Regions from separate parts of the Mus musculus genome. Here region 1 is linked to region 2. The links are chromatin contacts, found by Hi-C in ENCODE. All regions are on one chromosome and are shown on one strand. The core of a region is the stretch at or near the end of the contact, and the rest is flanking DNA. Distances in the headings are between cores, read along the strand shown. Region 1 holds the start of Ipcef1 (interaction protein for cytohesin exchange factors 1). Region 2 overlaps Ipcef1 (interaction protein for cytohesin exchange factors 1).

Region 1 (7,049 bases), core at 3,830-6,329, 45 kb before region 2:
TTTTATTGGCCTCTAAGATTAGGACTAGGGTCAGTTTTAAACTCTTATGAACAAATCAAGAGTAGAATTCTAAATTTTTTTAAAAAATGTTTTAGAGTCTTTCAAAAACCTTTCTCCAAAATGAAAAGTATAAATGGGTCTTGAAATTATTTAGTAATATTTAGAAGGAAGATATACTTCTTAAAATAGAAAGCTCAATGTATGAGATAAAGTCAGTATTGGACACTGTATGTGTCCACACACAAATAAAAAAATAGATAAATAAACAAACATATTCGAAAGTTTAAAAAATTGTATGTTTCATGAGGGATTATAAATGGGCACTCTGAAAGCTACTTGAAAGTAACCGAATACTTGAAGATACACATATTCTATTACCATGCAACTTTAGTTCAAATTAATACCAAGCCTAGAGTGACATGTATATGTGTGTGTGTGTGTGTGTGTGTGTATATATACAGGCACACACACATATATACGTATTCATAAATAACTCTATGTAATTATATATATGCAACTCATTGCATATATACACACATATATATATGCAATGGGAATTACATAGAGTTGTTAATTGCGAATTTATAACTGATAGCACACAAGTGTAAATACATACAAGCTCATTATGAACCAATTGGATAAAGAAGTCATAGAATATCTATTCATTGTCACACTGACAATAATCTGTAGTTATATGTATCAGCATGGAAAAAAAACATCAAAAGTGAAATAATGAAACATGTTTGCATTAGTGTTATTGTTTAACTCTCCCAACAAGATACTAAATTGTATGTGGGGATGAAAATATGCTCAGGGCAGAGTAAGATGGAGTGACCAAGGAAGCAGACGAGGGCGGAGCTTGGGAAGACAGAAGTATTTATATTCTATTTTCTTAAAAATCTCAAAAATAAGAAAGGGTGAATGAAATGACATTCAATAATTCAGCAGATGGTGTAGCTGGAGTATCCTATACTGTCCTGTTAATTTGTGTTAAGTATACATCACTCGCTTAGCACAGTGAGTTTAAACAGAAGGCTTGGCTTGAGCGGAAAGCACGTGGCTTTATCTGTCCTCTGACCTTGAATCTGCCTGGTAAGATCACGGCTCCTCTTCCCTGTCTAAGTTAAGCAAGGTTTTAAGTGTATTGTCACAGGTAGATTTTTACGAATCAAATGCCTTACAATTCTCTTTAAAAAGTTGAGTTTAGCTTTCCAACAATACAGAGATATACTTGTGGAAATGTCAAGTATTTGTGGAGAACCCCACATTTAGAGATTTTGTTATTTAGTTGGTAAATAAGTAATGGTACTTTTCACTGCCAGGAATGTGAGAAACCAGTACCACAGATAAGGACCATGATGCAAGCCAGTGTTCCTGCAAATGAAGAACTGTTTGTCCACTTTAGCAACTAGCTTTAATTGCCAGCTTAGTATAATCTAGAATCATCTGGGAGGAGAATCTCAATCAGGGATTATCTACTTTGGTCTGTCCTGGGGCATTTGTGAGGAATTGCCTTAAGTTAATTGACAGGGACTGACCCAGCCCACTGTGGGCAGCACCATTCCCTAGGCAGGGAGTCCTGGATTGTGTAAGAGTGAGATGAGAACAAGGAAGCGAGTGGGCATATAAGCATTTATTTCTTTCTACTCTTGAATGTGGCTGTGATGTGATCAGTGGCTTCAGGTTTCCACACTTGTGACTTCCTCAATAGTAATGGCTTAAAGCTGGAATTATAAGTTAAAATAAACCCGTCTCCCTACAGTTTGCTTTTTGTCATGGTGTTTCACAGAAATGAAACTAGAATGTCAACACATTACTGTGTAATTCTTGCTAAAGACTAGGATCATTGAACATGTATGAGTAATTGCATGTGTGTGGGGGGAGGTCAAAGGTCAACCTCAGGTATTACTCTGAGAAACCATACATACATTTTGTTATTTGAGTCTCTCATTGTCCCGAAGCTCTGGCTAGCTAACAAGTTCCAGCAATCTGCATGTTTCTGCCTCCCTAATACTGGCATTACAATCATATCACCACATCTGGATTTTAAGCATGGTTTCTAGGCATCTACCTGAGGCCCTCAAGCCTTTCAGCAAGCACTTTACTGACTGTGCCATCTCCTCAGCCCTCAAATGAGACACTTGTTCCAAGGCCAAAAGAAAAGTCTACTTTTCTTCAATTAAAAACTATGCATATATTTTCCTAGAGAATTGACCCCCAAGTTTTAGATCTATTTTAGAGAAAACTTATTTATTTATTAGAATAAGATGTCAGTTTTCTCTATGTCATTCAAACAGGAAGAAAATAGGTTGGGAGAAATAGCTCATTAAACTTTAAATATCTGTGAAGGTTGAAATGGTCTCATAAATTGCTCAATCGCCTGTCAGTGTTTTCAACCTACCCAGTGAGAAAGCCACATGAAGGTCTTGAAACTGACTAGTTCATGGGTTCCACTTCCTGTTGTGAGGAGGAAAATGTGTCTTAAGACTCTGTAAAGCTCTCAAAGGTTGTTTTCATTACTTCTTGTAGAACAGTTGGGGGTTTCATAGTCACATCTATCAAGTGAAACTGAAACCCTCACTAGTTTGTTATTTCAGTTAGCAGCTTTGCCGTGAGGAAGGGCTGTCAGGGCAGGGTTGGATGGCAAGGAGCTTGCTGGAAGTGATGGAACACTGCTCAGGGGACTGTTGACCTGATGTGGATGTCCAACTCTCAACCCAGACTCAGTGCAAGAATCTAGCTGTAGACCTGGGACTGATAATAGGAGACATGAAGACGCACAGTTTTGACTTGGATTTCTCTGGAAACCACCTTAGGCTTGATGGTGGAGCTGAAGAGCCAGCAGTGTCCCTGGGAGCCATCACACAATGGAGACTCAGGTCCCTGTTCCATGCACCAGGAGCCAAAGAATACAAAACCTCTTCTGTTCTTTCCTTCCAGACTTCAAAGCTGTTCCCCAGGCATTGTGTCCTACTTGGGGGTTCTTTTTAAAAGCTGCTGTTGCTGTTTGAAACAATGTAGTTTCATCTTGTTTACCTGGGCTTCCAGCCTTCTAGGAATCAACTTGGCCATCTCTGCTTTTTCCCACAACCCTGGTTCTTAGTTACTTTGCTTGCCTTTTAGGATCCCAGAGTCCCCAAGTCTTACCTACAAGGAAGTTCATTTATTACCTGTGTCATCAGCCCCAGCACTCAATTTGGACAATATTGTGTGACCAGTAGGTACTAATTGGGTTTCTTGATCTCAGGATAGTGGTGTAAAAATAAAAAAAAAATAAATAAAAAATAAAAAATTAGCCCAGAGACTAAGGAATAGTAGAGAATCGTAGACCAAGAAGTTGGTAGTGTGGGAAATATTCGGGGAAGGAAAGATAGATGGAGCTCCTTAACAGGACAGTGTGTTTAGACTTGATTAGCAGGCCATGACTGACACATGTTGAATCTGTTTAAAAATTGCCCTCAAAGAGATCAATCAATGATCCAAGGGAAGAAAGGATGTTTCTAAAACAAAACAAAACAAAGCCAACTCAGGGTTTCCCTGGTCTTGTATCCATGAAGAAAAACAATTTAACCTCAACTCCAACCTCCCTGCTGAGGGAAATGGGAGTCATCCTTACTCTAAGATGATGGGTTTTGCTTATTAAGTGTTTGCTTATCTTTGTACACTCCATGATGCATTGATATGTGGTTATTTACAGGAACAGGATTTTTAGTTATCAGAATATTTTCACAAATAAATCTTGGCAGATATGCTTGAGACTTATGGGATTAGAAATCATACATACATACACACATACATACATACATACATGCTTACATACATAATACACACTTACATACATGCATACATACATACACACATACATACTTACATACATACATACATACACACACATACAAACTTACATAAATACATACACACTTAAATACATGCATACATACATACTTACATACATACAAACTTACATACATACATACACACTTACATACATGCATACATACATACACACATACGTACTTACATACATATACACACATACAAACTTACATACATATATACACACATGCATACATACTTACATACATACATACATATTTATGGGCTTAGAGTGACTTTTCCTTGGGTAATATTGAGTGAATTTTCCTTGTTAAATCTTGGCCTGTTGCTTTAAAAAAATTCCTATTTTCAGTATAGGTTCTATTCCCTTGTAAACATATGGCAGAGCCACAGCTGCCATCCATCAGTAGTTAGATATGTGGACTTCTAGCCAGATGCAGCCAGAGAACCATACATTTCATGAAGTTACCTACCAACTTTTAGAACATTTTAATTGAATGCTTAAAAATTAAAAAAAAATCTCTGCTTGTTAACATAAATGAAATCTATTTAAACCTGAAGGATTTTAGCATAGATGCCGTGGAAGAAAAATGAAGTTTTCTAAAGCTAAAATTCTGTCTAATGTTTGTATACATACATGTACACAGACAGACAGACAGACACAGCAGGAGAGGCATTTGCAAGCATATTTTTTCCTTTGGGATTCCCAGTGTTTTTTGGAATCTGATTTCATATGACTTGATGAAAATGTGCTGTGAGAAATGTGTGTATTTTGTATAAATCCTCATGTCTGATTTGAATATTTGAATATTTATCTTCTATAAGACATGTGAGAAATATTCAGAGATAAAGATAGAATGAGATATGTATATTAGGCTGCAAATAAGAAATTCTCAATCGAGGGGCTTTAGAGTCTCTGAAGAGTCCAAGAAGAGATAAATAATTTTTCCTGCATATTAGCAAGACCACGAAGTTAGTGTGATGTGAGCATTTAATAGCTTGAGATGGAAACAATTATTCTCCAGTTTTACTTAAAATAGTTGATATGATTTAGAAACTAAGGGGAGAAAGAAAAGATAATTGTTTCTTGAAATGTATTTCATGATGTTTTCAAACTTCAACAAAGCCTGTGCCATGCTAACCTAAGCAGTAGCAAGAGCTGCTTGTGGGAGGAAACAGGAAGCGGTGCATACATGCCTGTTACTCTTTTTCCCAGGTTCGGCTCAATGTATATCGATTCTAATTAGCACATTTTGTGCCTCAGCTGGTAGCTTCCCTTGAGCTCTGCTTGGAGAGGCTTTTTTTCTTTTTTAGAATCCACCCCGCTCATAAACACTGCCACCCCCTCCCTCCCTCTCTCTTTACAAATGTTACAACACAATCAGAAATTTTCTCTTTTCTTTCCTTCCTGCATTTCCAGCAGGTTCCCTTGCGTCAGAAGCCCAGGAAGAAAACTCAAGGTAATTCGATTCCTTTTGTTCCTTTATTCCTTTCTTGTCCGTTAGTGTGATTTTTTTTCTCTCTCTCTCTCCTGGATGCCTCCTTGGGGTGGGTTGGGGTGGGGGGATCAGATTCTTGACTGTCTGAATCTTAATATCAGGAGATGGGTGCCAGATTAATTTTTTTTTTTTTTTTTTTTGAGAAGCTGGCACTGAGTCCGGGAAGTCACCGTGTTCCTAGGTGGGCTTTAACCCTTCCGTTCCTATTGCATAACTGCCTCTGTTATTGTGGGAAGAACCGGCGTGTCTACCACAATGTGGCTTCCAGCCCCTGAGTCTAACGTTTTCAACTTACTCTCTTTAACTCAGGTTCTTAGACCCATACTTGCATATAAGTGTCTTTGCCCGGGTTTTCTAGGCACGGAATGGAGGTTTAAAAATAGAACAGATACATGATTTTTAAAAAAATATTCACTTTGCATGAATGAAAACGTCTAATCCTCGCCGTGCAAAAAGCTAAACCTTGCCTTTTATTTTGTCACCTGAGTCCGGGTCACACTCACCTGTCCATGCAACTCTTGCAGGGTTTTTCAACATGAGTCGGAGAAGGATATCCTGTAAAGATCTGGGCCACGCTGACTGCCAGGGTTGGCTGTACAAGAAAAAGGAAAAGGGAACTTTTCTAAGCAACAAATGGAAAAAGTTCTGGGTGGTGCTGAAGGGCTCATCGCTGTATTGGTATAGCAATCAAATGGTGAGTGACCTCCTCCTGCCCTAGCCCCTTTACCAAAGCGTGGCTTCCAGAGTGCTGGCCGGAGGATGCCCATGCGGAAGGGATTCTCTGCGAGTTGGAACAGAGCAAGCTAGCAGATTTGTTAGGGGACTCATTTCTGCCCCAGGAACCATGTAGGTTAATGAGCTGTGCTGTTCGGGAGAAGCCATCTGGCTTCATTATTCTGATTGGAGAGGAAGAAAAGGGGCCCTAAATATATCCTTGCTTAAGGAAAGAGCCCTCGGGTTCCCCTGATTTTATTATTTTGTGAGATCCTAATAGTTTCAGGATCTGTCTGGATATCATTTGTGTGTGTGTGTGTGTGTGTGTGTGTGTGTGTGTGTGTGTGTGTGTGTGTGTGTGTGGTGGTGGTGGGGGAGGTTGCATTGCTAAGGTCTATTAAAAAGGGACTCAGCTTTGCCCTCTATTGAGGATATTAATCCATCAGTTCAGGGAGTGATCTCCATCCTTTATCCACTACCTTCTCTTCTCCTGAGATGGGTTGGTTTGGGATGGCTAACCTGTATGCCAGCCTTGTGGAGGGACTGGTGACATTGTTCCATGGTGACATTGGTGTCCAAGCATTGTAGAGGGCAACATTCACTGAGATAGTTGCTGAATTTATCCTTTGATGGGCACACGCTACTGGGGTGAGCTTCATGGTTTGGCTGTAGAAAAAGAGCTGGAAATGAAGTTATTGTATTGTCCTTTGCCTCTAGAGACATTCTGAGAGGAATGTTAGTGTTGTGGAAGAGCTTTGCTGGTGGATCTGTCACTGACTCTGGTGAATGGGAATCCATTGCAGATCTTGAGAGAACTGGGGTCCCTTTGTTGTAGAAGAAATACCCATAGAGACGCTCTGTTAAACCATTTAAGGGACCAGTGCTAAATGAAGCCAACCCAGGACTGGGTAGATTTCCAAACAAATACAACTTCCTTCTTAAGTGAAATTAAGGTTAACATAAATATTTTATGTTTTCTATTATTTTATTTTTAATTTT
Region 2 (7,142 bases), core at 4,401-6,900:
TTCAGATCATTTGCTTGGAAAATTGTTTTCCAGCCTTTTATTCTGAGGTAGTGTCTGCCTTTCTCCCTGAGGTGGGTTTTCTGTAAGCAGGATCCCGTTTGTGTAGCCAGTTTATTAGTCTATGTGTTTTTATTGGGGAATTGAGTCCATTGATGTTAGGAGAAATCAAAGAAAAGTAATCGGTGTTTCCTGTCATTTTTGTTGTTAAAGTTGGGAAACTGTTCTTGTGGCTGTCTTCTTTTAGTTTTGTTAAAGGATTACTTTCTTGCTTTTTCTAGGGTGTAGTTTCCATCTTTGTGTTGTTGTTTTCCCTTTATTATCCTTTGAAGGGCTGGATTTGTGGAAAGATATTGTATGAATTTTGTTTTGTCATGGAATACTTTGGTTTCTCCATCTATGGTAATTGAGAGTTTTGCTGGGTATAGTAGCCTGGGCTGGCATTTGTGTTCTCTTAGTATCTGTTTAACATCTGTCCAGGATCTTTTGGCTTTCATAGTCTCTGGTGAGAAATGTGGTATAATTCTAATAGGCCTGACTTTATATGTTACTTGATTTTTTTTCCCTTACTGCTTTTAATATTCTGTCTTTATTTAGTGCATTTGTTGTTCTGATTATTTTGTGTCAGGAGGAATTTCTTTTCTGGTCCAGTCTATTTAGAGTTTTGTAGGCTTCTTCTATGTTCACGGGCATCAATTTCTTTTGGTCTGGGAAGTTTTCTTCTATAAATTTGTTGAAGATATTTGCTGGCCCTTTATGTTGAAAATCTTCATTCTCATCTATGCCTATTGTCCATAGGTTTAGTTTTCTCATTGTGTCCTGGATTTCCTGGATGTTTTGAGTTAGGATCTTTTTGAATTTCACATTTTCTTTGATTGTTGTGTCCATGTTCCCTATGGAATTTTCTGCACCTGAGATTCTCTCTTCCATCTCTTTTATTCTGTTGCTGATGCTCACATCTATGGTTCCTGATTTCTTTCCTAGGGTTTCTATATCCAGAGTTGTCTCCCTTAGGCTTTTCTTCATTGTTTCTTCTTCCATTTTTAGATCTTGGATGGTTTTGTTCAATTCCATTTCCTGTTTGGTTATGTTTACCTGTAATTCTTTAAGGGATTTTTGTGTTTCTTCTACCTGTTTAGCAGTGTTTGCCTGTAGATATTTAAGGACTTCTACCTATTTAGCACTGTTCTCCTGTAATTCCTTGAGGAATTTTTGTGCTTCCTCTTTAAGGGCTTCTTCCTGTTTAGCAGTGTTCTCCTTTATTTCTTTAAGTGAGTTATTAATACCCTTCTTAAAATCTTCTACCACCATCATGAGATATGATTTTAAATCTGCATCTTGCTTTTTGGCTGTGTTGGAATATCCAGGACTCATTGTTTTGGGCGTACTGGGTTCTGATGATGCCCAGTGTTTGTGGTTTCTCTTAGTAAGATTCTTATGTTTGCCTCTCGCCATCTGGAAATCTCTGGTGTTAATGTTCAAGTTGTCTCTGGCTGGAGCTTGATCCTCCTGTGATTCTTTTAGCCTCTGTCAGCACTCCTGGGAGTCCAACTCTCTTCTGTGTTCCAGTGGTCAGAGCACTCTCTGAAGGCAAGCTCTCCTCTTTAATCTCCAGCAGTCTGGGGCTCTGATCCAACTCCTGAGTTCTAGGGTCTGAACTCTCCCTGTAGGCTGACTCTCCTCTGGCAAGGAATGTGCCTAGGGGTGTGGGTCTCAACTCTGCTTCCTGGCTGAGGATGAAGGCCCGAAGGGACCCTGACCAGGAAGCTCTGTTGCTTTTATCGCCCATGTGCTCTCAGGTGATCAGGAGGTCCTGGGTGTGCTAGGGGTCCTGGTGTGTAGAGTCCTCTGGTGCCCTAGACACCCTTGGCCCGATTCATGCAGAAGATGGCAAGGCTGGCCCCGACTTGAATGGTTCCCAGCCTCTGGTCAGGCAGGGTTCTTCTGTCCCTGTTCCTGCTGTCACAAGACCCTCTGCAACTCTTTGGAGTTGATGTTGCGCTCCACTCACCTGTGATCCCAAGGTGATCCCAAGGTCCTGCTGTGTGGAGAGCACTTTGGAGCCCTTAGTGGCCTCCGCTGGGCTCAGAAGGAAGATGGAGGGGGTGGCCCCAACCAGAACAGATCCCAGCCTCTGGTCCCGTGGGTGGGGCTCCCCTGTCCCTGTTCCTGCTATCACAAGACTCTCAGAGATTCTTTGGAGCTGATGTTGCGTTCCACTCACCCGTGATCCCAAGGTGATCCCAAGGTTCCTGCGGCATGGAGTGCACTCTGGAGCCCTTAGTGGCCTCTGCTGGGCTCAGAAGGAAGATCTAGAAATTTATTTTTAATGACACCTGAAACTCTTTCTTTTTTCTTGATGAATTCTGTTTAAACTAGTCAATACTAGATCTAGGAATGACTTGATGGGCATGGAACAAGTTGGGTGGGAGATGGATAGTGATTTCAGATTTCAGTTATTCAACTCTTTGGCTAAGACAACTTTTGGGGAGTATAAACTGAAAACTGTTGGCCTTCTTAAAGTGAGCCATGAAATATATTGTATTTTATTGGATTTAGAAAATATACATTAAATTTTTGTGTAGCACACATGTTATGCTCATGTGTATGCACATATGCATACAGATGTCCATGCATGTTTGTGTATGTAAGTGTGGAGGATGGTGGTCAGCTCTGGGTGCCTTCTTTTGCTGACGATACATTATTTTCTGAGATAACCGGATCTTGGGGAGCAGTATTTCACATTACAATAGAAATAGCAAAAGACCAAACCTCAAAAATTAACAATTAACACAGGACTTTTTTCTTTCTACTGTTATAAGTCTTACATTTTTCTACATGAAGGTGTGCTTTTTTCCTTTCAAACTAGGTATCCACTATTACAATTACTAGGCAAAAAGGTACATATTTAAAATTTGAATGATTTCATCAAGTTGCCTGCTCAAAACTATCTCCATTTTCATGTTTAGCTTAGCAATTGATTCAGATTTATATTTTCCATTCTTTCCTTAGACACATATAGGATTTCCCCCACATGTTCATTAGCTCTTGTGTGCCCTGACCCTGTTTTTTTTTTTTTTTTTTTTTGTCATATCTATCGTTATTTAGGACCTAGATAAACATTCCTGCCTTTCTACAGCATGGCCTGCTCCTTAGTGTTGGTCCAGTCTTATGTGGGTGTTAGAGAACTTGAGTCTATTATGGAACTAGAGTGAATATCTTTAAGGAGACTGAACTCACTATCATTCTTGTGGAGATTCTCATTTGGTCTAATACACAAATTTAATATATATAGTAATATATAATATATAACATATGCAATAATATATAATATATGATATTATGTTCCTAACTGAAATCTTGAGGAGGCATGGCAGTGGCCTAGAATTAGAAACAGAGTTTGAGTTTGTTAAGGTTTGTCTAGACTTATCACACAACTGATGTCTAATCAAGAGGAAACAAATTATCAATACATTGCCAATTTCTACCTTCCACAAAGAGTTTAGGGAACACAGTCCCTTCTAATGTCAACACCTAGTTCTAATGTGTTCTAATCAGATTGTCTGAGTGATGCAAAAGTTTTTCTGACTTAAGAATGAATGTTATGGATATTCTTTTCTGAAATCAGTTGACATTAGTTAAATGATAGATGACCAGCACTACTCTGTGGGTAGAATAGCTTCCCATGCAAACCAGATGCCCTGAGCTTAATACTAAGAAGCCACTTACAGGAACAGAGACCTAAGTTCCGAAAGCTGTCACCTGGCTTCCACGCGTATAATGCACATGTATAATGACAAATTAAAAAACTTATAGAGATAGAGCTCTGAAAGCCAAGTGGCTGATTTTGATGACCAGTAGCTTGATGATGACCAAAGCCTTAAAGTACATAATTACTAAAGAAAACATATTTGTTCATATAATTAGAATATCTAACTTAGCTTCCTTTCTTAGCCACTAGGTAAAGTTGCACCCCACTTCTCTTATAATGTAGATCCTAGGAAAGCCAAGTGTTGTGAAACCAGAAATCTTAGGTTTCTGTGTCTCAAACTCATGATACTTTAGGAAATACCAGTGTAGAATTAGGCCTGAACTTTAAGCAAAGTCAGATACAGGAAGCAGGGTCAGGGTCCAAGGGGAGTGGCTCAGAGGCCCAGCTGATTATTCAAACATTTACTTTTCCTTTGAATCTTAGGTGGTTAAACAAACTTGGATTTGCTGTGACCCACCAGGAATCCATCACAAAGGATGAAGGTAAATTTTATTTTTCTATTGCTGAAATTTTAGCAAGAATATTAGGCTAGGAAGAATCAGGGTGAAGAAAGAGACAACTGGAGGTTCTATGTATAGGCACATTCCGGGGAAGCATAGTTTGGCATTTGAAATGATCTCAAAGGGACAGAAAACCATCTTCACACAGCCTCAGCTTGGAGCCTGGTTTCCCATGCCAGCTAGAAGTGACTTCACACTTCACCCACTCTTGAGCAGCTGCAGGCTTCACTGTTACTCTGACAATTGCCAATGCAAATTCGTAGTGCCCTCCTTACGGGGTTCTTACTCATGGGCCTGTGTGTGTCATGGTCTAGTCTTTTCATCCCACCATTTCCTAGGAGAGTTTAACCTTCCCACCAGCTGGGTGTTGACATTAGTTACCTTGAAATTGTTCTCGGAATCTGAAGATCAGTCTGAGAGACATACTGTCCCCTGCACCCCACTCTGTAACCTTTTGGGCCTATACAAGCCACAGGCACATACATCTTCATAATGTTATTTAGCCATTAATATGGGGAATAGAGGCTGCACGTGCCAGGGTCACCGACAGATTCTGGTGTGGAAATGCTTGGATTATGGGACACCCAGGACTGTATGGAGAAATTTGTATGCTTAGTTATAAAATCTTGAATGTGGAAATGAAAATGTGGCAAGTTTGAACCAATAAAGGGAGTTCATTACAATGCTCTGAAATTGGCATCTTTCATGTACCTTCTCTCCCTTTGCCCCTCTCCTTCTCCTCTAGGTATCACCCTACCCTGGCATGTCAAGTCACTGCTAAATTAGGCACATCCTCCCCCCCTGGGGTCAGACAAGGTGGTCTAGTTAAAGGAACAGGATCCACAGGCAGGCAACAGATTCAGGGATAGCACCCCCTCCAGTTGTTGGGGGATTAGCATGAAGACCAAGCTGCACATCTGCTACATATGTACAGGGAGGGGGAGGGGCTAGGTCCAACCCATGCTTGTTCTTTGCTTGGTGGTTCAGTGTTTGAGAGCCCCCACCCTCTTTCAAGGGTCCAGGTTAGTTGACTCAATTGATATTTTTGTGAACCAATATCTCCTGCAGGTCCCTCAGTCCTTCCCTCAACTCTTCCAAAAGACTCCCAAGCTCTGTCTAATGTTTGGCTGTGGGTCTTGTATCTGTTTCCCTTCGCTGCTGGGTGGCACTCTTAAAGGACAGTTATGCTAGGCTCCTATCCGCAAGCATAGCAGAGTATCATTCCTACTCTATTCTGGTTTTTAAAGATGTTGTGTGCTATTGTCTCTAACGCTCTAAAGCTTCACCTTCCAGCATCTCCTTAGGGGATTTCCATTTTTATGGTTCAGCTTTCGTGCTTAGCCCTGTCCCTCCTCTTGCAGTTTGGGTACTAGCCAGGAGTGAGTTATCAGTAAGACTCAGCTCCCAAGGCTCATTCTGATTCCCATCTTCATTGCTGACTGCATCATAACGATTCACACATTTTAAAGGTATTTTTTATGTTTTTTCTGAGCTATAATAGCCCCTGTCTTTGTGTGCTGGATGTTTTCTGGCAGCAGAAGCCACCATGGGGACCACTCATTTCTCCCAATCCTTAAATTTCTTTTTAACAGGTAGTGCCATAGGGTTCATGCTTTTTACTTCTTTTCTTTTTATTCTTTTCTTTTTGGATGCTTGCCTTTTGAATTAGATAGACATTGAAATAGGCAGATGGAGGTTAAAAAACAAAACAAAACAAAACAAAACACCCCCCCCAAACCTTTGCTTATTCATTTTGGGCTAAATGATGGGAGCCCTGAAACCTGAAGCATCTTTCTTCTGGTTTTAGAATGTTACAGTGAGAGCGAGCAGGAAGATCCTGAAGTTGCCGTGGAGGCACCACCCCCTCCGTATGCTTCCACAACTTCCTCTCCTGTGGTACGTGTTGATGTGAGTAGTCTGTTGGTCACTAATCCTTTGTGTGGATTTCCCTCCTTCCAATTATACACAGACTACCTACCTTGACCAGTAAATTTTTAGAAAGGACAGTGTTAAGGTTCCCAAAGAGCAAGTGCAGTTCTCAGGCTGCTGACTCAGGGTGCTGACTTAGAGCCTTCTCCATAGCAACCCACGGGGATGACAATCTTGTTAATAACCCACAGATGGACTGAATCACACTCAGAGCATGCATGGAGATGCGAGGGGCAGGCTAATGCCTGCAGAGGCTCATTTGGCAGCGTGTATTAATTATACCCTATTTTGACTTATTCTCAAAAGGAATATCAAGTGCCTTGCTCAGGTGCCTGTGATACAACAGTGCAAGAGAAACTTTAAAGTGATATTAAATATAGAGTATGCAAAGCAAAACAGTCAGCAAGCGTTGGCATCAGCTGGAGTCAGCTCAGTAAGATGGCATGTGGTGTATTGTGGTAGATTACCAAAGAACAGTCCCAGTTGCATGCTAAGCTTTGGAAGTTCAGGTCTTCATGGCTGCCAAGACTTTGGAGAGTTATTTAGTGTTTGGATGTATAGATGTAGATTCTCTACAGGGGTCATTGGCTATATAATTTTAAAAACCTCATTAATAATAATACTGTTTTGGGTTAATTGGTTGAACTCAGGACCTCGTGCATGCTAACACATGCTTTACATCTAACCTACCCCACTGGGCAAATTTACAGCCTTATGCTTATCCTGTACCAGGTGCTTTAACTACACACTCATTTAATCCTCAAACAACCTTGAGAAACATTAGTGTTTTATTTGCATTTTACTGATTGCTAGTGAGGCCAAAGCCCTTTCCATGGATAGAGCCATTTCTATTTTCTCTTGGTGTCTGTTAGATGTTTTTAGTTTTTGCCTCCTCTTCCTCTTCCTCTTCCTCTTCCTCTTCCTCTTCCTCTTCCTTTTCCCCA

The links. Hi-C counts contacts between places; a loop is a spot of excess contacts on that map.
Region 1: a loop to region 2 is called in a map of left cerebral cortex, with 7 times the contacts of the local background. The contact joins the promoter of Ipcef1 here to the enhancer-like site in region 2. A Hi-C loop is called at or near these places in 4 of 37 maps with a recorded cell type or tissue (all left cerebral cortex).

What each region holds. Positions count from the first base shown.
Region 1 is chr10:6,978,495-6,985,543 of GRCm38, reverse strand. Ipcef1 (interaction protein for cytohesin exchange factors 1) reads left to right here and starts at 5,079. Exons shown (of 9, transcript NM_001170800.1): 1 at 5,079-5,297; 2 at 5,861-6,030. The coding sequence starts at 5,872. It also overlaps a transcript of Oprm1 not described here.
Region 2 is chr10:6,934,210-6,941,351 of GRCm38, reverse strand. It overlaps Ipcef1 (interaction protein for cytohesin exchange factors 1), which reads left to right. Exons shown (of 9, transcript NM_001170800.1): 5 at 4,193-4,251; 6 at 6,077-6,165. It also overlaps a transcript of Oprm1 not described here. Among named protein-coding and RNA genes, the nearest start is that of Ipcef1, 43 kb to the left of the region's middle. Within about 2 kb of position 5,650, at least 1 of the 3 ENCODE cell types and tissues checked has a DNase peak (open chromatin) inside an H3K27ac peak, as active enhancers do; it is left cerebral cortex, where a contact is called at or near this core.